Regions from separate parts of the Mus musculus genome. Here regions 1 and 3 are each linked to region 2. The links are chromatin loops, found by intact Hi-C in ENCODE. Cell type or tissue: gastrocnemius. All regions are shown on one strand.

Evidence for each region. A loop is a pair of places that touch in the nucleus more often than their neighbours do. Peaks named below come from ENCODE experiments on the same cell type or tissue, not always from the same donor. Only the 100,000 strongest peaks of a DNase experiment are listed, where the experiment ranks them.
Region 1: it touches region 2 in a loop (2.2-fold over the local background); 7 of 42 quality-filtered maps call a loop at or near these places.
Region 3: a loop joins it to region 2, with 7 times the contacts of the local background. A loop is called at or near these places in 27 of 42 quality-filtered maps.

What each region holds. Positions count from the first base shown.
Region 1 is chr8:119,996,192-120,004,191 of GRCm38, reverse strand. All of the region lies in intron 1 of Crispld2 (cysteine-rich secretory protein LCCL domain containing 2), which reads right to left. Among named protein-coding and RNA genes, the nearest start is that of Crispld2, 7.8 kb to the right of the region's middle. In gastrocnemius, no CTCF peak of the experiment used is centred here; a DNase peak (open chromatin) is centred at 3,517; H3K4me3 peaks cover 279 bases; H3K27ac peaks cover 4,262 bases.
Region 2 is chr8:119,939,630-119,947,629 of GRCm38, reverse strand. Usp10 (ubiquitin specific peptidase 10) reads right to left here. Exons shown (of 14, transcript NM_009462.2): 4 at 5,492-6,520; 5 at 464-555. Among named protein-coding and RNA genes, the nearest start is that of Usp10, 33 kb to the right of the region's middle. In gastrocnemius, a CTCF peak has its summit at 3,043 (motif pointing left); DNase peaks (open chromatin) are centred at 3,035, 3,317, 3,794 and 5,923; H3K27ac peaks cover 1,281 bases.
Region 3 is chr8:120,074,676-120,082,675 of GRCm38, reverse strand. Zdhhc7 (zinc finger, DHHC domain containing 7) reads left to right here. Exons shown (of 8, transcript NM_133967.3): 8 at 1-1,581. The coding sequence ends at 136. Among named protein-coding and RNA genes, the nearest start is that of Zdhhc7, 23 kb to the left of the region's middle. In gastrocnemius, CTCF peaks have their summits at 4,408 (motif pointing right) and 7,965 (motif pointing left); a DNase peak (open chromatin) is centred at 4,437.

The sequences.
Region 1 (8,000 bases), 57 kb before region 2:
GCCTCAGACAAAAGCATTCAGCTTCTCTCCGCACGCACGTGGGGTGGGGGTGCTCTAAGCTCTACAGTTCTGAGTGATGGAGGACCACACTGCAACATGGTTTCGAAGGCTGGAACTGGGGGGCTGGAACTCAGCTCCGTCAGTAGAATGTGTAGCATATACAAAGCCCTCCATTCCATCCACAGCCTGAAGATGCACTTGGGAGGTGAAGGCAGAAGGATCAGAAGCTTGGGGCTATCCTCTGCTACATAGTGAGCTTGAGGCTAGCCTGAGCTACTTGAGACCCCATCTCAAACAAACAAGCAAAAAAGACAGGGTCTGGGACTAGGGCATGGAGCTGATAGGATACTCCCCCCTGCAGCTCTTAGTTCAAAGCCTTGACTTGGCCTGAGTTGTATAGAACTTAAAAATCCGGTTAAGCACCTGGAACTTGGGGGAAAGGAGTCCCAGGACACTGGACTCAGTGACCCTTTAGTGATCCTTTAGCCTGGGCCTCTTGGCTTTCTGGAGAAGGAGGTTCCAGGACATCGGGCTGGAGGGTCGTTGCTAACCCTCTGGCTGGGAAACACCCAGCCAACTGTGAATAGAGAAGAAGGTCATCTCCTATGGGGCCCCCTTTCCTCTGTGTCACAGGCCTGACTGTCCAGGAGCTGGCCCCCAGCACTGGGTCTGGTCACTGTGCTCACCACAATGGGTTTCCTTATGTGCTGGGAGTTGGGTGACCGACACCCGAGCACACAGCCTGTTCTGTATTGCTCACCCTTTCCCTTGGCCTACACATCCCACTGTGGCCAACTCCAAGCCACCAACCCATGTGAAGCCACTAAACACAGTGTCTGTAGGAAAAACCACTGCAATTGCCCACTGGCCATCAGCCACCCCGAGGCACAGAGTGAGAAGCCGTTTGAAAGGTCTCAGGGTCTCAGCCATAGGACTAGGCTGCCTTCCATTTAAATGTGACTTCCTTTCTTCAAGGTTGTATGATTTAGCCTCCACAGAGGTTCTGCTTTCCGGTTTGTGACCTATAAGAAAATTGAGCTATCAGCCCTGGCATACCAAAGGCTAATGAGTCCACATCCGTATCCCCATTGATGACTTGGCCAAGGCGTGACAAATGGGGATGGCCCAGCAATGTACCGGTCCCTTCATTCCTGGAATCTCCTGTGTCATCATCTGCACAACAGATGGGTTCACTGATTTTATTAGCCCCATTTCACAGATGAGGAAATAGAGGACAGCAAACAAAGATAGTAAACAGCCTGGTCACGGTCATAGAGAAGGCCTGAGGGGAAGGGACAAATTTACTCCTTATACTCCAGTCTCCCATCTGTCCACCTTACCCAGGCAGCACCTCTGCTCCACTGCCCCACATCGATGAGACGACACAACCCGGAGGCCTGCTCTCTGGACAGCCACTGACTTCCAACACAGCCGAGGGCTTTCCCAGCTCGCTTCTCCTCAAATCTAACAAGGGAGAGCTGAAGTCTGAGCAAGAAGCCAAGGACAGATCAGAGTCATACCCACAAACCACCCAGAAATCCCGGGAATGAAGTGTGGCTGGGAGGAGGGACACCCCCACCCCCACCCCAACCCCAACCCCCAAGCAGATCTCAGTGATCCAGGCTGGGCAGGGAACATCCCGTTACAGACGCCTGGGTGAGCAGCAGACAGCGGGCGGTGGCGTCTCCCCTCCTGGCTGGATCCTGTCTGCTTTTTGACAGGATCAAGGTCAGACCCAAGGGAGGTAAGAGACTGGCTCTATCCCTGCTGGCCACCCCACCGTCACTCCAACTCCCCACATCTAGGTGCTGGCCCTCCGTGGTCTCTGTCTTACAGAATCAGGTGTCCTCTGTGCCTCCAGCAAGAGACACGGTCCTTAGGGGACTCGTGGAACAAAGTCAGATGCTTAACAAATACAAGAACTCTTTCATGTTAGCCAAGGGCTTTACCATTAAGCAATATCTTCTTATTACTTTTTATTTTGAACCAGGGTCTCAATAAGACACCTAGGCTGTCCTTGAACTCATGATCTTCCTGCCCCAGTCTTTCCAGGAGATGGGATCAAAGGCCTAAAATACTAAGCTAGACTAGTTCTGGACAAAAAGTATACTCAATCAATAAACATGTAAATCACTTCGTGCTAAAACCAAGCATGTTCCATGCAAGTCAAGATAACATGTTAAAAATAAATAAAGAGGACAAATTAAGTGCTTGGATAACAAATTAATGTTTTCTTAGAAATAACCCATGCGGAACTCCGAGGCCTGACCTTGTTCTGCTGATGTGGGAAGGTTTCCATGGCAACCGTTCCCATCAAACTCTGGATAAGGAAATGACTGGTGCCACAGTCATAAGCAGTGTAGGAACGTGTCTGAGTCGGGCCTGGGTTCAAATCCCATCCTCTATGGAAAGCTACCTGCCACAGTTCTAGTTCCTCAGGGACACTGTAGGGCGGGGCTGGGACAGGTGTAAAGACCACAGGATCTGCTGCTGCCTATCTGACCAGTGTCCACAGTACCTCTTTCCCTTTGCCTTCTGAGTGAATTTGGAATCCAAGATGACCTTTGTTCTGAGAAATGGGGGCAACCAGGACAGCCCCAATATGATGCCCCCTAGGAAGGTAGAATAGCATCAACATGGCCGAGCTGGGAACTAGATATGGGGTCTTCTCTGTCGGGCTCCACGGAGAAAGCAAGTCCTGAGATCCTGCCCATGAAGGGAGGTTTTTCCCAGTTAACATTGTTGCTGGGAGTTAGGCTGGAAAAGGCCCCTGCAGAGGTGAGGCCAGGACCCCTGTGTTTGGGGTGAATGAAGGGTGAAGGTGTGGAGGGAATCCCACCTGCATGTCCTAAAGTCAAACATAGAAAAGGAGCCAGGATCACAGGCAGCCAGGGCCAGGTAGCCAGGGGTTTGGAAGGCAGCTATAAGGCGCTCTCCTTTCTCTCCAGTGCAAAGGATCCTCTGTAGGAAGCAAGCACTGGCTGAGGTCTGGTTTAACTTTAAAAGCCCATCCATGGTCAGCAGGCAGGCAGAACCTCACCTTTGCGTGTGGCCCAAAGCCAGCCAGACTCTGAGGATTAAACACACACAGTTCCTTCATGTGAAGTTTAAACCTGGCCTGCACCTTTAGAAGTCTGGAAATGGTTACGCTGAGGGTGGGGCGGCGGGAGGGCCCGGGGGACCTCTGTAGGCTGGCTGGGCTCAGGAGTCTCATCTGGGAGGAGATTTACCTGACAGCGGGTGAGTGATGCTCTCCCCTCTCTTAGGTGTTGAGCTTCAGTGAAAACTAGGTTTATTTTAAGATGAAAATATCTCAGACTGTTTGAAAGATGAATTACAAGAGGCATGAACGGCCCCTCAAAAACTAGGCCGGCACACAGGAGAGAACCGCACCCATCCGAGTCTAGCCCCTCAAGAGTTTCTAGGCTGAGACTGACCCCAACACCCCTGCAAAGTAAACCAAGAGGAAAGAGTCCAGATAAGGGCCAGCCGGGAAGCGTGGAACCCAGACAGGGCCGGGTCCATCCCCAAGCTGGCAGGGCACTTTGTCCCACACTGCCAAGGCCCTGATGAAAATATCTCTTGGTGCTAGCCAGGCTGCCAAGGTCCTGGAAATAAATAGTGTGTTCAGCCACGGAGGAGGACAGCTAGGATGTGTAGGGAGCTGTGTGTGTGTGTGTGTGTGTGTGTGTGTGTGTGTGTGTGTGTGTGTGTGTGTGTGTATGTGTGTATGTGTGTGTCTGTGTTCTTTGTGTCTCTCTGTATTTATGTATGCATGTGTCTGTGTCCATGTGTGTGTGTGTCTGTATGTGTATGTCTGTGTGTGTGTATGTGTGACTACGTGTTGTGTCTGTATGTGTGTCTATGTGTGAGTGTCTGTGGGTGTTTGTGTGTGTGTCTGTGTGTATGTGTCTATGTGTGTGTGTCTGTGTGTGTGTCTGTGTGTGTCTCTGTGTCTGTGTGTGTCTGTGTGTATCTATGTGTGTCTCTGTGTGTGTCAATGTGTATGTGGTGTGTGTCTGTGTTCTTTGTGTCTCTGTGTGTGTTTATGTGTGCATGTGTCTGTGTCTATGTGTGTGTGTCAGTGTGTATGTGGTATGTGAGTCTCTGTGTGTGCTTGAGTCTCTTTGTATGTGTCTATGTGTGTGTGTCTGTGTGTTTATATCTGTGTGTGTGTCTGTGTTTCTACGTGTGTGTGTCTGTGTGTGTGTCTATGTGTTGAGTGTCTGTGTGTGTTTGTGTGTGTGTCTGTGTGTGTATCTGTGTCTGTGTGTGTCCGTGTGCATGTGTCTATGTGTCTATGTGTGTGTGTATGTGTCTATGTGTGTGTGTATGTGTCTATGTGTGTGTATGTGTCTATGTGTGTGTGTCTGTGTGTGTTGTATGTGTCTATGTGTGTGTGTCTGTGTGTGTATCTGTGTCTGTGTGTATGTGTCTGTGTGTGTCTATGTGTGTCTGTGTGTGTATGTGTCTATGTGTGTGTGTCTGTGTGTGTTGTATGTGTCTGTGTGTGTGTCTGTGTGTGTATCTGTGTCTGTGTGTGTCTGTGTGTATGTGTCTGTGTGTGTGTCTATGTGTGTCTGTGTGTATATGTGTCTATGTGTGTGTGTCTGTGTGTATGTGTCTATGTGTATGTGTATGTCTATGTGTGTGTGTCTATGTGTGTCTGTGTGTGTGTATGTGTCTATGTGTGTGTGTCTGTATGTGTATCTGTGTCTGTGTGTGTTTGTGTGTGTCTGTGTGTGTCTCTGTATGTCTGTGTGTGTCAGTGTGTATGTGGTGTGTGTCTATGTGAATCTCTCTATGTGTGCCTGAGTCTCTTTGTGTGTGTCTGTGTGCTTATCCCTGTATATGTGTTTATGTGTGTTGTCTGTGTATGTATAATATATATAATATATTGTATATATGTGTATATATATATATATATATATATATATATATATATATCTTCTTTGTGTGTATATGTGAGTCTCTGTGTGTGCCTGAATCTCTGTGTGTGTGTGTGTCTCTGTGTGTGTCTTTGTGTGTGAGTGAGTGTATGTGTGTGTGTGTTGATGCTCTTCAGGAGTCATATCCTTATTTATTTATTTATTTATTTATTTACATTTTTAAAATGGTTTCTCACTGGCCTGTGATTTGCAGATTCAGTTAGGTTTGCTGGACAGCAGGTCACAATGCTGGAAGCACAGCCACACCCAGCATCTTTACGTGGGCTCTAGGGATTGGTCTTGGGTCACTGGGCTTGTACAACAGGCACTTTGTCACCTGAGCTGTCTCCACAGCCCTACAGCTGGAGCGGCTCATGGTTGGTGCAGAGCTGGCTTCAGAGCAGGTCAGTAGATGCACCCAGCAAGGTCCTTGTCACTCAGAGGCACTACACATGCTCCAGAATGGGATCTTTGTGACACTCACGAGGGTCCCAGAGTATCTGGAATCAGCCCTGTGCAGAGTGCTACCAGGTGACGTGCGCTTCCCAGGGAAAGTTTGGGTTTTGGCTTATTGGTTGCTACTAAAGCAGGGCTCACACATGCTGTACAGCTAAGGGTAACCCTGGCCCCAAACACCCTGCTCCTTGGCTCGCGGTTACAGGGACATTTCCACCACAGAGCTCCTCCAAAGGCAGGAGGATCGGCAGATTTGAGGGCAGCCTTGGCTACATAGCAGTATCTATTTAGAAGAGAAGAACAGGGTGCCAGTTGTACTTCCTGGTTCAGATGGCGCCTGGTCACTTGTGTTTCTGTTGAAGCCACAGGGTTGCTGCTAGTCTGGGGACCACACTTAGGGAATCCCTGCTTTCAAGAGCCCGCCTGCCATCGTGTCATTCCACACCTTGGGTTTGTTGTATCTGATTGCCTGGGGCAGGATCTCACACAGAGCAAGGGAGCCTTGACCTCATTCTGTGGTGAGGATCACCTTGAATTCCTGTGCCTCCTGCCTCAGTCTCTAGCACTAGGATTAGGGGTGTGTGCTACCATGCCCTGTTTATGGGGTGCTGGGGATGGAACCCAGGGCTCCGAGCGCACACTAGGCAAGTGTTCTTCCAGCTGAGTCACCTTCCTCTGCTTTCCTCAACTTTCCCCAGACCCCAGCACATCCAGAGCTTAGCCTAACCACCTGTCTCTACCAGCATGCACTTCGCATTTTATACAGAAGGGATTGCATTGAGTATTCCGAGAAATTTATTTTTTTTCAAGTCATTTTATTTCTGCCCCTCATGAGGACTCTGAGAACTTAATATGAAGAGCCACTGGGAATAAAATCAGAGCAAACGTAAGTGGCCACAGAGGTCAGTTACAGAGGGCTTGCTCTTCTACGGCAAAGGAGGTCAGGACGTGGCATGGTGTGGGGCTTAGATGACCCTACCGGACGCTTTTCCTACCCTGTAAGCACAGGACTCCAGAAAATTCCATAAGTAGTGTTCAGATCCTCAAGGCCCCTGGGTCCCCTCACCCCGGCAACACAACTTATTCTAGAAGCAAAAGCCTCCATCTCCTTCAGGACTTGTTCCTAGATAGTAGTTGCTTAGTGGTGCAACCCATTACTGCAAGATAGACCCCGCCACCCTGGGCTGACCCTTCACCCTGGCCATTCCTACTGCAGGCCTATTGGAGTTCTGCCTAGGGCGGTCATCAGCTCCCGCAGCCACTTTCCCTTTCTCTTTGAGAAAGCTGGGGTCTGGTGTCCTGGGCCCACTCCATGAAGGGTCAGAAGACACCAGCTTGAGGCCAGCTCCAGTCCTTAAGAACAAGTTGGATTCTTTCTGCCTAGGGACAGGGCTAGCTCTGGGATCTCTGCCCTACAAGCAAAACAGAAGCACGGGGGCCTTTTGTTCTGGGATGTTACCACTCAGCATCAACACATGACACCTTCCAGAACCTGGATTGAAAAGTGTGGGCTTTCATAGTTTGTAAGAATGTATTATTTTTTTGTTTGTTTGTTTTTAATGATGGGTCAGAAGTTGCAAAATCCCTCACTAGCCACCTCCCCCTCGCCCCACCCCCACCCCGATTTTGTGGCTTTTTCCTAAGCTGACGCAGCACTGCAGGCCAGGCAAACCTCCTTCTGGCTGGATCATCATGTCCTCATGGCCTGGAAAGGGGGGCGGGGGGCTGCCCGAAAGTGCCACAGTTGCAAGCTAGGGGTCGGAGACAGAGCAGTGCTGCCCCAAGGCAATGTCTCAGACATGATTCTCAGTGGGTTTCTGTGACTCAGGACAAGACGTCAGCCCTGCCACAAAACTCTAGGCAATAGCGTCTGTCCATACCCACCACGGAAGAACTCCCTGCCTGCCGGGTGAAAGCCCGGCTCAAGCCAACCTCACGGAAGATGATGGAGCCAGCTTTCTCACCGTTACACATCCAATGACCGTGTGACCTGCTGTCTCCTCTGCACACACATCCACAGAACCACACGCACAACTGGGGCAGGATCTCACACAGAGCAAGCGAGCCTTGACTTCATCACATGGTTGAGGATCACCTTGAATTCTTGATCCTCCTGCCTCCGTCTCTAGCACCAGAATTAGGGGTGTGTGCCCTACTCTAAAGCACTAAGCAGTACAGCTGGGCCCCACTGTAGGTTCAGAGGAAGGTGCTGTACCAGATGACAAATGTGACCAGCACAACAGAGTATGCCACAAGGCTTGTCATGATGTAAGGGTGATCTTAGCATCTCTAGGTGCCTGGCCCCAGGTGGGGTTGGGGGGGGGGCGTGTTGTAGGGCAAGATGTCTGTCGAAGTATGCGAAGGAAAACATGCACTACAGAGAGTGGGGGTATGCAACTCAGAGGCACCTGCCTAGAACCCCCAGTGACGAGCTGGGGAGTGACTCGGTAGTGGCAGGCGCACTGGCCTTGCACACAAGATGCCTTGTTTCATCCTCAGCACAAGAAAAAAAAAAAAAAAAAAAAAAAAGAGCCAGTCACAGTGGTAGTGATACAACTATAATCCAAGGAATAAGAGGACAGAAGCCAGCACGGGCTACATTGTGAGTTCCCAAGC
Region 2 (8,000 bases):
AAAAAAAAAAGATAAGCCAAGGACACTCAGCTACGTGGATATGTAAACACAAAGAGGAGTAAACCACATGAGAAGACAGCTGCCTTGTAAAGGCCATGTAAGGATCCTCTCTCTGTCGGCCGGCTGCAGGACACTCAAGAGCCTAGCTAGCTGAACAAAACACTCCCACTAGTTAGAGCAAAGCCTCTAGTTCTACGCGGCCATTCTGTCCTACTGTCTACCACCACTCCAATGAGAATAGAACATGCCCGACTCTACCCTTCATAAGCCAACAGATCAATCCTCGGACAGAGGGCGGAGAGGCTCCAGAGTACCACCGACCATGAGGCAGGCAGAGTGATGGCCCAGTCTCCGTGCTCAGAGCGCAGGCCGGCAGCCCTGGGGACGCTGCGGCAATCAAACACACCCAGACGGGAGAGTGGGCATGGTGGCCAGGCGCAGGGTTGGCAGCCAGGAAGGATACGGCATTAATGTAGCACCAGTTTCCTTTATTGATCAGCCCACGGGGTTGCAATGACACTGGCTTATGTATTAGGGTTACAGTCTCCAATAACTCTGCAAGAGTGAAGAAGCAAATGAAGACATTAACATTGCAGTCAGAATCCATGCACGGCGTTTCTGAAGTGCTGAGAGTCCTTCAGAAGAGCGTGTCCTCCGAAAGCCTTCACTTAGCACCGCTTTGTTACTAAGTTGGGGTGCAGGGGTGGGGGGCAGTTGTCTTGAACATCAACATTTACAGTTATCCTCTCAGTTTACACTAGGACGCTCCATGGCCAGAGACACCGACACAATAGCTAGCAGCAGAGAGCGGAGGTGGAAGACACTGGCATCCCCACCAAGGCTGACAGCATGCTTCACCAGCTGCTAAGTCCTCTGGATACCAGCTTCAAAGGGACTGTGGGGCAGGAGTGTGCCACCGGGCTCCCAGAAAACCCGGCAGACCACAGTGGGCGCTCAATGGCCGAGTATTAAGTGACAGCAGCAGCTCCTGCCAATCATGGAAGTGAGATCAGCCATTGGTCCACTAACTCCTCACTCCATTCAGAAGTGGGTGGGGCTTCTCTCCTGACACCCCGGAAACCACTTTTTTACAGCTTTAAGAAAGCTGTAAGCTGAGGAAGCACAGTGGGTGGCTTGATGTGGCTCCCATAGATCACTTTATCTGAGAAACTAAACCATTACAGGCTCCAGAGAAGCACCAGACACAGCCACTGAGAGCAGCCCCTTAGTGAAAGGTGTGCAGATCTAAGACAGGAAGACGCATGCTGACAGCTCCCACCAGTCCTGGAGCTGTCCAGTAACACTCAACTGCATAGTCATAACTCTGCCAAAAAGGGACTCTGACACCTCCTCTTACAGATGAGAAAACTGAAGTCACAGCACTGAGCCAGATACAACTGTGGGTCTACCTGGTGGGCTCAGCCGTTCCTAGCACTTGCTGCCAGGCCTGATGATCTGAGTTCACAGCCCCTTGTGGTAGAAACACAACCAACTTCCACAGCCTGACCTCACAAGCACACACACTTGTACATACACACAAACATGCTTGCAAGCACAGAAGGAACAAATAAGTCTAAGGAAGAAATGTTTTTAAATATTATGTAAGGCGGGACGCCCTCTTTCCCCCTCCCACTGCCTTCTGCCACCTGTTCTTGGGCTAAACAAGGATCCATAGTACAGCAATGATCACAGTAACCTCCAAACCTGTGTGTTCAAACAAAAACACACCCCAAAGCAACACCACAGGCTCTACAGCAGCCATCAACGGTGTGGCAAGCTTTTACAGAATTAGAAGCTAGGTCTTCCTACCATGGCTGACCTCTGTAAGAACAGCTAATGCATCCCGCGTGCACCCAAGCCTGCAACTAGCCCCGCTCCAGGCCAGCTCAGACAGGTAATGAAGGGCTCACTGTCCCGGACAGCACCACAGACTGTAAAAGAGTCTGGGGAGTATGCTTCACCTACAGATATACCAAGAGAACAGCTAGATGACTGGAGGCGCAGACATCAGAAAATAGGCAGTGGGGGAAAGGTGTCTGTCTATCCGGAGTAACATAAAGGACAGCAGGAAGTATGAACACTGAATGGCGACTTACACATAGGTATCAGCGTGCTGCAGTCCCAATACTCCCACGGTCACGCACAACCTTCAGGTTCAGGGTGCAGACTAATGGTATCAATATGAAGAAGCAAGCCAGAGATCTGGGTAAGAAGGTGGAAGCCAGTGTACACTGCTCAGTGGGATGCCTGGCCCAGGAGTTAGAGCCACATGGGCGGAGAAAATTCTGTTTTCCTAGTGAAGGCAAAGCCTTCTTGCGTCAGTTGAAGGTCGGAAGGGGTGGGGTACCATGATATTCACACCTGCTTTGGCACGGGCACTGACTGGGCCACATTTTTAAAAAATGAGAGACCTATGTGATGACGCTTGCCTGTAATCCCGGCACTTCGGAGGCAACGGTGGGCATCAGGAGTTCATGATCACTACACAGCAAGTTAGTTCCAGGGCTACAGAGAGACTGCAGGCTAAGGCGAGAATCTCCCCAAATTTGTGGGTACCTGACCTGGGTACAGTATGCAGTGAAGTGGCAGAAACAAAAGACACTGCTTTAAAGACAAGATAGGTGAAAGTAAGACCTTGCTCCCTAAAAGCTGACTCTGACACCACGAGATGCCTTTGGCAAGCATGCACACCCACTCACACATACGTGAAAACACACACACCGTAAGACTAGTGGTGTGGGTGTGCTGCATCAGTGTAAAAAAGAACCCAGCACCACATGTGACAGAGCTAATTCCTTTTCAAAAGGGAATTGGGTAAGCGGGTTGCGCTAAGCCCTAGAACAAACCTCTGTGGACCAGAGTGACCTCAACAGCCTGGGGGCTCCCACAGGTGACACAGGAGAATGCAATCCAATCTGAAGCCAGCTCTAATCAACTCCTTCCCAACTGGGAAACCACATGTTCAAGGCTCATTTCTGCATGGTCCTCTTCTAGAACCAGCAGGTTCCATTTTCCAAGATAGTGAGCCTGTCTCTTAGCGCCACCCAGTGGTCTGTTCAAAACCTGCACGCAAGCAGACCTGGGACACAGACAGTGCAGCAGACAGGACAGACAACTGCTGCAAGCAGTGCTCAAACTGCTGCCTTCTGGTAGAATTCTCAAGTGCAGGGTAACTCTTTACAGGCAGGTAGAGAAGAGAGACCTAGGTTTTTCTTTCCCTAAAAATTACTCCATTGTTCTTGGGGCTGGAGAAACGGCTCAGCACCTTAGCGTCTCTATGCTGATACTTCAGGAGAAGCTCCATGCCCTGCCCTTTGCCCCCAGACTGCTGCCTCTTGGCAAGCCCTGGGCAGTCAGCCCTGAGCACCTCGCTGCTCACTTACTCCCGAGAGTGGTGCAGACATTCTTCTCCCGTCAGCAGTATGCCAGTTCCATGGTTCTCAAGTTTCCTTCCACTGATTTCCTGATTCAGTTACTCCTACTAAAAATGGCCAATATAGGTGAGCAGTGGTGGGGCACACCTTCAGTCCCAGCACTCAGGGGGCAGAGGCAGGAGGATCTCTGAATTTGAGGCCAGCCTGGTCTACAGATTGAGTTCCAGGACAGCCAGGGCTACACACTCGCTATCTTGAGCTTACTACCCACAAAGGGCCAATATGCACTGAGTGACTGAAGTAAACAGCAGAGTGAGTGTCTCCCATCCTTCAGACCTGCCTGGTTAAAACTAGTGCTCCTTGTGCTGTTACGATTTTCCGGCTGGCACAGAAGCCAGAGATCATCCTCTAGCTTAGGTTGCTGCCAGCAAGCTCCTAGGATCTCCCTGTCTCTGAGCCCAGTGACAGCGTCACAGGCCAGAGCTTTCTTACAGGTATGACAGAGAATCAAACGCAGATGCTCAGGCTTGCATAACAAGGGCTCTCGTGTACTGAGCCATCTCCCAGTCCTGCACCCAGTGCATGGTAGAAGAAATATACCCATATCTATTAAATGGGGCGGGTGGGCGGGCGGGAGGCGGAGGGGTGGAGCAATGCATGTAGAATCCCAGCCCCTGGGAGACTGGCAGTAAAACTTTACAGTCTGTGAAAGGCATGCGATACAAAGTGAAACTGAAAAGAAAAATGGGCTGGAGAGGTGGCTCCGAGGTGAGTGCACTTGTTGCTCTTCTAGATGTGGGTCAATTCCTAGCACCCACATGGCGCACATGCAGGCAAAACACACATAAAATAAAATAAAATTTTAATTAAAAAAAAAAAGGAAAAAGGTACTGGTGGGGTACTGTAGAGAAGAAAACCACTTTACTTGAACAGTACCAGCTACTATTCCAGAAGAGCCGGGTTAAATCTCCAGCACCCACACAAGGGTTTACAACAGACTACAACTCTAGTTGGAGGGAATTTGATGATTTCTTCTGGCATCTTCTGGAACAAGTGTTGCCTGGACATACATGAAGGCAAAGACCCATATACATAAAAGTCAAAAATAATAAATAACGACCCCCACAGAGCACAGCGGCGAACCCTGTGATCCCAGCACCTCATCAGGAGGTGAGAGCAGGAAAAAAATCCACTTTGAATACAGCCTGGGCTAGAAGCGAGTACAAGACCAGCCTAGGCTACATGATAAGATGTTATATCAAAGACCAACATATGAAGCCTAAAACAATAAAAATAAAAATTTCATCAATTTTCTCATTTGAAGAGACCTTAGAACACTAAGAATATTCAGAACAGTATTATCACATACAGCCTAAAACGTTACCATCTTTGTTTTGGCTTCTTTTAAGACAGGGTCTTGCTACTGAAGCCAGGCTGACTTTAAACTGCAGCTCTTCCTGCCTCTGCCTCCGGAGCTCTGGAATTACAGGGCTGTGTTTCCAATGTGATTAAACTCCTCTACTTGTCACCCCAACCATCAAGAGGATACGCCTTAATGTCTGCAGGGACGCTGAGCACTCCAGGGGCCCGCTGCAGCTGTCTCAGGAGCTGGGACCTGAAGACCTGCTTCTGCACCACACATCCGGCGCCTGCCTGACTTCTGCCCTTACTCTGTGGCTATGATTCTCAATGAAATCCATCACTGAACCCAAAGTCACTAAAGGAAGGAAGATGGGGGGTGATGCATTATTTTTAGAGTACCTTCTTCTGTAGATATAGAAAGAGCGTACACCGTGAGTGTGAGCTGAGAAGGCTCACTAGACCTGATGGACACCCTAGCTACAGCACAGGGCATGTGTGCCGTACATGACAACAGTAATGGCACCGAGGAATGGACATGGAGTTTGTCACAACAGTCATAGCAGACATGGGTCTTCCCTGCTTACAGAAAGGCACGGCACCCTCTCCCTCCATCTTCCTCCTTACACACACCGTTTGACTACTGGATAACACTGACACATACAAGTCCTTTACTACTGTTTGCACACCGGTCGGCTACCACCACTGGGTACCAACAGCCGGCTCCCAGGCCCACTCAGCCTGTCCTTTAACTGTACCTGCAATCTTTATGGCTACAGGATCCTCTGACACTGGAACAAGCCCTTCTTTGACTTCCATCTGTTTTTCAGAGGCCAGGGGGGATGGGACAGGGGGGGAACACTTAGTTTCCACATACGCCATGGGTGAGGAGGCAGAGGGCTTAGAATCATGAAAGAGACTAGCCCAGGACTTTGCAGGCTGGCTAATGGGGATGGCGCCAGAGGCAGAGAGCGCACTTTCGGCAGGAGGTGACTGGCTCTCCGGCTTCGCAGGGTCCAGGTCTGCACCCTCGTCGGTGTGCAGTTCTGCCCCGTTGGCAGCAGTGTCCTCGCCCGGGGATTCAAGTATTTTCCCATTAGCAACTGCGAAGTTCTCAGTAGTATCGGTGCCAACGTAGGGCTGCGTCCCAGCTGTCCTTAGCAGGCTGTCTGCAGGGAGGCAGGGCTGCTCAAAGTCAGCTTCATGGCAGCCCTCACACAGCCCTGCAGTCCTGGCATCGCCTCCTAGTGTCCTGGGGAACGGACTGTCAGGGACAGGGCCACTGATGAAGTCCACAGGATTCTGAGGGCTGTCACAAGTCCTGGGCATGACTGGAGGAAGCACGTCCATGAACTCGGCGTCCTCCACAGCCTCGCCGCTCGTGCCCACTGAGGTGGCATGGCCGTTGACCAGGGTGGCTGGGGAAGCACTGTCCTCACCGCCATCTTTCAAATAACTGTAGTACCCAGGGGGCCGCTTCTTCTTCTTTTTCCGTTCCCTCTGACCAAGGCCGCCGGCACCACTGTCGTTCTCCAGGGTCTCAGCCTCTGCGTTAGAGTTGCTTTCCAGAGCCAAGGCCGAGGCGGGGTACTGGTCAATGGAGCTGTAGGTCTCATCTTTTTCAACGGCTTCAGGGATCTTTTTAGAAGTCGTACAACCAAGGATAAATTCGGGTGCCTGGGGGTTCAAGGTGCTTGAAATACTGTAGCTAGGAGTTGGCGGCAGCCCCTCACTAGGTTCGATGACTTCATCTACACCAAACTCGATCCTCTGGTGCTCCTGTCCTGCTGAGAAGAAATGACCAGTCAATGTCTATCCATCCAGAGTACAGGGTGCAAGGTGCACAGTACCCAAACCATTGGTCCTCTTTGAGAGGTGACACTTTGTATCATTTCCTAACAGGGTTATAACAGGTTTTAGCCTAATCTGTTAAAAATGACATGTAAAACAAGACCAACTTGGGTATATAAAAAATAGAAGTCTATCCTCATCCCTGGATATCTGGGTAACTAAGAGTTTAAAAAACAGAGGGTAGAAATTAAATTAAATTTGTAATTAAAAATTATTGGGGTGTGTTGTTTCAGTCCTGGAGTGGCTGAGGCAGAATTGGGAACTCAAGGTCACCCTCCACTCCAAGGTGGCTGCTGGCAGCCTCATTGTACATCCCACACACATGCATCTTGTGGCTTAGGTCAGAGGCAGACAGCACACTTGCCTGGAGTCACTCATGTCTTCAGAGGTACAGGGACAGGTGCTGGCTCACACCTGTAATCCTGACACACAAAGCTGAGGCATAAAAAGTCCAAGTCCTGGACGGCACAGTGAGACCTTGTCCCTCCTTGCAGACCTCATGGTGCTTCATGCCTAAGCAGAGGGAATGTGGGCTCTGATGGTACAACCTGAGACACGGGTACACTGCAGAACCAGGACCCCCTAGGCAGGCTGTGCACAATCCCACTCTCTCGGACTCCTCCACTGAACACTCGGACTGAGGTCTAGATGCCCCCCTGCCTCAATAGCAGCTAGCTAGTGACTACTCAATTCAGACGGGGGTGGGGGTGGGGGATGGCGGTGGTAAAGCCACTTTTGAAGCCTATAAAACCAAAGTTAGAACTAAACTTTGAGGGACTCTGAGGCAGGATCTACCGTGTAGCCAGCCTAGCCTGTTTTGGGGCCTAGGATCACAGGCATCAAACACTGTACCTGCCTAGGACTTTGAACTTGAAAATTCACACTGCGAGCTCTAGTATGTGCTCTTCCCAGTTAGCGTTAACCTGCTCCTCCCATACATGTCACGGTGGACACTGTATCTTAGTCTACATCTTTGCAAGTAGGTTACTAGAATCAACTGTATCCTTCAACAACATGGAAGACCACTGAAATGCCATGCATCTAAAATTAATGCCTTAAACTGTAGTACAAGGTGGCAACAGTTTTTTAAGTCCCTTATTTCAAGAACAGAATTATAACCCAAAAATTATGTCCTAAGGATGTTTAACCCTGGAGGGCTTGTGATGGGAAATGAAGGTCCAGCAGAAAGCCAATGACATGCTAACTGTGGGGTAGAGGTGCCTAAGCCAGTGAGTGACATGCTGACTGTGCGGTAGAGGTGCCTATAGCTGGGGAAGAAAGAAAGGCAATCCTACCCCAAACAGTGACTAGCAGTAACACAGCAGTTTTGCCTGTGCTTGCAGCAGGTCACTGACTGAGCAATTTTTTTTCCCTCACTTTAGAATGGATTACCAAAAACCAATGGCTTCTATTACA
Region 3 (8,000 bases), 140 kb before region 2:
CAGGCTGCGGTGGGAAGGAATGAAGTCTGTCTTCGGGGGCCCTCCCTCCCTCCTCTGGATGAACCCCTTCGTTGGCTTCCGACTCAGGCGGCTGCAGATGAGGACCAGGAAAGGAGGCCCCGAGTTCTCTGTCTGAGCCTTCAGGGTGGGAATGTCTGCAGACATCCGTGCTCAGTGGCCTGCGTGCACAGCAGCCTTGTGGGCAGATGGAGCGGGCCAGCTGACGGGGCCATGAGCGGCTTCATGGACCACAGGCCACAGGCACTTGTCATTTCTCTTGTGTACTGCCAGGAGAAGCATGCAGTCCCGGGAGGCCATCGTCTCACCATCCTGACCCTTGGGATGTCGCGTGGGCACCCACGGGTGGAGTTGCTTCTCAGTCATGAAGAAAGCCAGCACAGCAGCGCTGGGAGTCCTGCTGGCCCATCCCCAGCGCACCCCCTTACCCGAAAGAAGGGGTTCCACAGAGACTCTGCCTTGGAGGCCTCTGACACCCAGCACTGAACAGTGAAAGCAGCTTCCAGAACACTCCCTGCTGCCCCGGAACGGGCATCCTTTGACCCTTCCAGCAAGTCTGTGTGTGCTCATCCTTGTGTGTCTGTGTGGTGTGTGTGTGTGTGTGTGTGTGAGCATGTGTCAGAGTCAGCAGTGTCGTTGAGGCACGTATGTGGTAGACAAGCTGTCTTTCAGACTCCAGTGTTTCAGGGAAGTGGGACGCACTGCTGGCCCTTGCTGGCCTACTATGAATGTATCCTACAGTGTCCAGATCCAAAGAACAGGCATGCCTGTGCATGGGCCCGGCCTCCTGCTTTTATTTCACTGAAAATTTAGTGTTTGAGGGCGTGGAGCTGAGGTTTTGTTGTTCCAGCCAAACTGCAACTGCAACAGTCTCTCAACAGGGAGAGTGGTAGCCCATGCTGAGGCCCAGCGCTTTGGGGCAGGGGCCATGAGGAGCTCAGCGTGAGAAGCCACCTAGGGCCCCTTGGGGCAGGTGCTGCAGGGTGAGACAGCCTGGTGCCTGAGCTGTCAGAGTGGTGATATGTGACTATTTCTCTACCCATGGCACCGCAGTCAGTGGAGCCTTGGTGCGGGCTTAGAATCCCGTCAGTACACAAACAGCTCCCCTCAGGGGATTTGCCTTAACCGCTGGTTGTTGCTTTGCTGCTGGGTGAGAGCAGTCTGACAGAGTCTGGGGACTTCCTGAGAGTCTTCTCCCATGCAGACACCAGTGTTTCCCTTCTGGGACCAGCTGCCTTTCTGTCCCTGGGACACCATGACTGTTCTTTCGGTGTCAGTTGCTTGTGCCCTGCCCTCATCTGGGCTCCTGTGCTACTGAGGTGACCCCCAGGGACCTGAGCCGAGCCCTCATGCAGCGAGCAATCTCTGGGGCCCAAGTCCCTGCAGAGGGACATCGAGGCCTCAGATTGTCTCTGCGTTCCTTTGCACACGTGTCTGGGCATGTAGGCTCTGGCGGTCTCACCCTCCAGTGTGGAGTCTGTGCGGTGAACCCAAGCTGAGTATACTTGACTTTTCAATTCCTCAGTGTGATTTTATATGAAATAAAGTAACCCGTCCACAGTTCTCACCCTCCTGCAGCCCTCTTCTTCCTGGGTGACCTGCCTTGCTTTTCCAGGAGCTGTTGTGTGCCTGTGAGGGGACCTAGGCATCTGGGTACAACTCCTAGTGTCACCTGGGTAGATGATGCCCTAAGACCCCTTAACTTTCCCTTAATTAACTAGGGAATTTTTAAAATGTGCTTTAAAATAAAACTGGCTCTAAGCACACGAGCTGCTGACCTCCTTCAGCGCAGAGGCTAGAACCCAGGGATGTGTTGTCACACCTTGGCAGCTAGTCTGTCAACTGACGGAGTCTGTCTCAAACACAGGAGCAAATCAGTACTGGGGAGGCAGAGGCAGGTGGATCTCTTAGAGCTTGAAGCTAGACTGGTCTACATAATGAGTCCAAGAACATTAAGAGCTACATAGAGAGATTCTGTCTCTAAAACAAAACAAACCCTGAAGAGCCTCAGGCATCCAGTTTTCTCCCTAAAGTAAACAAATTGACCATGACCTCCCAGCATTCACATAAGGTGGCTTATGGCCATCCTAAATCTGGCCCTAGGAGACTGGACACCCTTCTCTGGCCTCTACAAGTACCTACATACACATTATTTTAAAAAAGAAAAAGCAAAAACAACAACAAAAAAACCCACCTTTGCATGAGAAGGAACCCAAAATGGCCTCTTCATCTGCACAGCCTTGGGTTGGGGCAGGGGAGATGTACCCATACCACCTTGTGTGTGTGTTGGGGGGGGGGTGCCATGGCCCCAGTGCAGCTCTGAGCCTGCCTGAGCCCAGGGACAAAGACTAAAGGTGAGTGGTGAGCCCACAGCCTTGTGGCTGCTTAGATCGGAGGGGCGGGCAGTCTGGGCTGTGGGAAAGGCATCAGGGCCAGTCTCCTAGCTGCTCAGGTGGCTTTCTAGAAAGTCTAGGAGGCTATAGAGGAGGCTGTAGGGATGCACCCACACAGATCACAGGTGGCTGCATTGCTTTACTTCTGGTAGCTTGGGACTGGCTACCTATGTCCCTCTCCTTGGTAGTACACACCTTCATTGTGCAGTTTAGACAGAGTGGATATTTTGTTACTCAAGATGAGAGGTCTATGGCTAAGTGGGACCTAGCTTCCCTTGGTCAGGTCACCTTGTCCTCTGCCCCACCCTTTTTTTACCTCTGGACACCTCTCCTGGTACAGCCAGCTGTCCCCAGACTCCTGGATTCAATCTGCTTGAGAGTCACACCATCCAGATCCCTGTAACTGGTGGTGGTAGTGGTGCACTTGGGAGGCAGAGGCAGGCTGATCTCTGTGAGTTGGAGGCAAGCCTGGTCTACAGAGCAAGTTCCAGGGTATCCAGGGCTACACAGAGGAAACCTATCTTGAAAAAGCAAAAGAGAAAAGATGGCTGTAAAACAGCCATCTTGGGGCTATGTTGTCCCCAAATCCTCAGCCCACTTACCTACCAGCCCCCTCTGCAGCTCTCCAAGGGCTCCACCTACATAGTGACCTTGAACTTTGCTTGCCCTGTCCTGTGCTGGCCCCCTGGGGGTCTTTCTCTACCCGACTTGGTCCTGGGAAATGTCTAAGAGCACACCTGCCTCTGCTTTCTTCCCTCTGGCTTGTGAGTCAAGTTTGGGGCCGCCTATACTCACCATTGCCTGCCCCTCCTCCGCAACCTTATTTTCTTTTGTCATCTTCCAGAACCCCCTCAGCTCTGCCTTCCAGCTCTTCTCATGCGTTTTGTTAATCGTCTTTAGACAGGGTGTTACTTTGTTACCCTGGCTGGCCCGAACTTGTCGATTAGGCTGGGCCCAAACTCACAGACCCACCAACCTCTGCCTCCCAGTGCTGAAATTAAGATGTGCACTACCCCGAGCCCAAGGCAGCTAAGAATTCCAGTGTGGCCCAGGCTCCTGCCTCCATCCTTCAGGTGCTGGGGTTACCATTGTCCGAAACATCTTTTCAGATGTCTTTTTGGGGCTTGTGACAGTTTTCAGACCCCAGAGCTTATAGTGTTCTGTGCCACAGGGCAGGGCATCTGGGGTCCGCTGTCGAGGTAGCACCAGCACAGGCCTTGGCTTCGTCCTTGTCCTCTGTTTCCTTCTTCAGTCCTACACTTTCTGGCTGCCGCTGCTGGTCTTCCTCAAGTCCTGGAGTAGGACGCCGAGGGGCCAGTGGGCAATGAAGACCCTCAATTTCCAGAGTAAACCGCCTCCCCCCTCTATGTCAAGGAGCAGAGCCCTGGTGCCTGACATCTTTTAACCAAGTCCTCCCAAGCCACTTCATTCAGAAACTACAGGAGGGAGGGTTCCCTACTCCATGAGAGGTAGCATAGCCAAGACCGCAGGCTCAATGTCTTCCCAGCATGCCCTGTCGGGTTGAAGGCATCATTCTAGACACTGCTCAGGACACAAGTAGGACCGTGGCGCTCACTGAAAACATGGCTCAGTTGGTAAAAAAACAAGAACCCGTGTTAAAACAAAAAAGCCCCGCTGGCCGTAATGGTACCCAGAGGAAGTCTCAGCAATGGGGAGGTGGATCCCCGAGGCCTGCTGGCCCCCCAGCCTCATCTACTCAGGTAAGCCTCAGGACAATGAGGGACCCTGCTTCAAAAGCAAGATGAAGCCGTGAGAGGTGGGTCTGTAGATAAAAGCACCTGCCCCCAGGTCTGATGACGTGAGTTTGATCCCTCGGAACTACCTGATAGAACCGACAGTAATTGTCCTCTGACCTCTACACACGTGCTGTGACGTGTGTACGTGCCTCCCTCCCACATAAGTAAATGTACAATCATTTAAAGGAAGGGTGGGTCCATCCCAGCCTCTGCAGAACAAGCAGGAAGCAAAGAAAGTGGGTTCTACAGAGCTAGGTGGTGGCCACCAGGGGGCGCCGGGAGACAGCGAGTACTTGCATTCTGCGCAGGGGCCCCTCAAAGCTTTCTTTTTTCTTTCTTTCTTTCTTTCTTTCTTTCTTTCTTTCTTTCTTTCTTTCTTTCTTTCTTTCTTTCTTTCTTTCTTTCTTCCTTCCTTCCTTCCTTCCTTCCTCCCTCCCTCCCTCCCTCCCTCCCTCCCTCCCTCCCTCCCTCTCTTTCTTTCTTTCTTTCTTTCTTTCTTGATTTTTTCGAGACAGGGTTTCTCTATAGCCCTGGCTGTCCTGGAACTCACTTTGTAGACCAAGCTGGCCTCGAACTCAGAAATCCACCTGCCTCTGCCTCCCGAGTGCTGGGATTAAAGGCGTGCACCACCACGCCTGGCTCTCTTTCTTTCTTTTTCTTTTTCTTTTTCTTTTTCTTTTTTTTTTTTCTTTTTTCTTTTTCTTTTTCTTCCGAGACAGGATTTCTCTGTATAGCCCTGGCTGTCCTGGAACTCACTTTGTAGACCAGGCTGGCCTCATAAATCCGCCTCCTCTCTCCCGAGTGCTGGGACTAAAGGTGTGCGCCCCACATCCGGCTAAAGCTTTCTCTTTTTAAAAAATGTGTTCATGCCGGGCATGGTGGCGCACGCCTTTAATCCCAGCACTCGGGAGGCAGAGGCAGGCGGATTTCTGAGTTCGAGGCCAGCCTGGTCTACAGAGTGAGTTCCAGGACAGCCAGAGCTATACAGAGAAACCCTGTCTCGAAAAAAAAAAAAACCAAAAAACAAAAATGTGTTTATGTAGGTGTCTGTGTGGATGAGTGTCGTGTGTGGGGGTGCCTGCAGAGACCAGAGTATGTGTGGGATCCTTAGAGATGAACTTACCGGGCTGACATGGAGGCTGAGATTCCCCTGGGGTCCTCTAGAGAGTCGCAAGTCCTCTTAACTAAAGCAGGCCTGCAGAGAGGCCACTTGGCTTAGCAGTTTAAGAGCACTGGCTGCACTTTCAGAGGACCTGGGTTCAAGTCCCAACACCCATGTGTGCTTCACCACTATCTGTAACTACAGTTCCAGGGAATCTAATGGCCTCTTCTGGCTTCCTCGGACACCGAGCACGCACATGGTGCATACACATACAAGCAGGCTAAGCATTCATACACAGGAAGTAAAAATAAAGAAAGCTTTAGAACAGTGGGGGAGGGGCCAGAAAGATGGCTCAGTAGTTAAGAATATTTGTGCTCTTGTGGAGGGAGGGCCTGGGCTTGGTTCCCAGACCCCCACATGATAGCTCACGACCATGCATAACTCCAGGTCCAGGGGACACAATGCCCACTGCTAGCTTCCACAGAAGTCAGGTTCTCACACATGTATGCATCCATGTAAAATGAAATAAATCTTAAGATCTTTTTTAAGGGGGAGGGGGTGCTGGAGAGATGGCTCAGGGGCTAAGAACACTGACTGCTCTCCAGAGGACCTGGGTTCAGTTCCCAGCATCCACGTGGGTCTGCCGCCTTCACACAGACACACATGCAGGCAAACCCACGAACGGACACGAAATAAAGAATACAGGCTTGTCGAGACACTAAAAGAAGAGGTTACATGGAGAAGTGAGACGGGTGGTGGGAGTGGGTACCTCAGCGGGGTCCTCAGTGTGAGGCAGGAAGAGCTTTGAGGGCCAAAGGCAGAGCCCTTAGGCTGTGGCTGCAGTGTGTGTTAGGGTCCTGAAGCAGAGGCAAGCGAGTGGCAGTCCACCCATCAGTGTGGGATCTGGGCTAGTTGGGACCTCAGAACACTGGTAAAGTCATGCCGGGCAGTGGTGGCGCACGCCTTTAATCCCAGCACTTGGGAAGCAGAGGCAGGTGGATATCTGAGTTCGAGGCCAGCCTGGTGTACAGAGTGAGTTCCAGGACAGCCAGAACTATGCAGAGAAACCCTGTCTTGAACCCCCCTTCCCCCCAAAAAAGAAAGAGCTGGGAAAGTCTCCCAAGACAGAAGTGCTGAGACATTCGTTTTATTGGTACCGAGCCCATGGTGGTGGGGTAGGGAATGGAGGGAGTGCCTGTAGGAATAAGTGGCTATCCCCAGGGCTCTACCTGTGGGAGACCCTGAGGCTCACTGGGTGACCTTGGAGGCTGGCCCCAGCCAGGCTTCCTGAGCTGAAGAGTTCCTGGTGGGACCTTGGCCCCCTACCCCAGGGACAAAACATCTCCAGTCAGCTGTGTCACCCCACTAGGATGCATGAGTAGTGCAAACAGGAGCCCTTGGGGCTTTCCTCCCTCCCTCTTCCCCTTCCCTCCTCCCTTGCAGGCAGGCAGGTTCCTACTGAGAGCTGTAGGGGTTTCCCTGTCTCCTCTCCCTCCGCACTGCACTGCACCTACCTGGAGAGTCTCCTGTACCAAGCTATCAGCCACCCACCTCTTAACGTGAACAAGCTCACTGTTTCTCCCTTCTAGGATGCATTTCTCCATTTTTCTCCCCCTGGGACCCCTAGGTTGGCAGCACAGGCTCTGCCAGGCGTGAAAGGCCACCCTGACCTCCTGGGCTGGGATCTGTGTTTCAGGAGCCGCGTTTGGTCAGAAACAATGGCTCCAGCAGTTCCTGGGTGCAAGGCAGCAGATCTCTGCAGCCTGAAATGAACAAACCTGCTTGCCTATCTGCCACTCCCTGGCCGTGTGATTCAGAGTAAGCGCCTCTGCTTCTCTGTGCCAAAAATGCCTTCCTTTGTAAAATGACACAAGGGAGCTCCTGTCCTGGCAGGGCTTGGAGGTCAGAAACAAGAAGGCACACACAATTAAGGGGATCCCCTCCTGCCCCCGGCACACAGCCGACTCTCAAGAAACCAGAACCAGTGATGGCTGAGGGGTTTTCTACAGCCCATACCTGAGGTCCAGCTCAGCCTTTGTGAACTCAGCTTTCCTGGGTAGCCTGGTGTCCTCATTTAAGATGGATCTGTCAAGGGGTTTTGTGGGTTTTTAAAAAGTAAATCAGAATTTCACCAACTAAACAAAACCGAATCCCCTTACAACACATGCCAGCAGAGCTGATGTTTATGGTCTCCCAGAGAGCATCTCACTCTGGCAAAGGCCCTGTAGATCTCAAACCACAGCCCTGCCCGGTTCCTCCTCGGGAGCAGAGGTACTTTTCCATTTCTACCTTCCTCCCCATCCTCACACAGCCGAGGAACGAGGCGTGGCAGTCCCCATGTGACCCCAGTCACCTCTGGCTCAGGCTGGACAATGGTGATCGAGACCCTGATCTGCCCCCAAAGTGTTAGTACCTCCCCTTGGTCACTAAGATCTGCAATTGAGGGATCTAGATCATAGCTTCCCTGTCCTGTTGTCCCTAGACAGAATCTCCCAGGACAGGAGGTCTCAGCATGTTTGTTTTTTTAAATAACTGGAGTGAAGTTCACATGGTATAAGAGCAGCCATTTTAAAGTGATAACCTAGGGAGCAGGGGCTAGAGAGATGGCTCATCAGCTAAGAGCCATCTCTCTTAGATGCTTTTCTCGAAGGCCAAAGTTCAATTTCCAGCACCCACGTGGAGGCTCACTTCAGTTCCAGGGAATCCAGCACCCTCTTCTGGTCTCTGCAG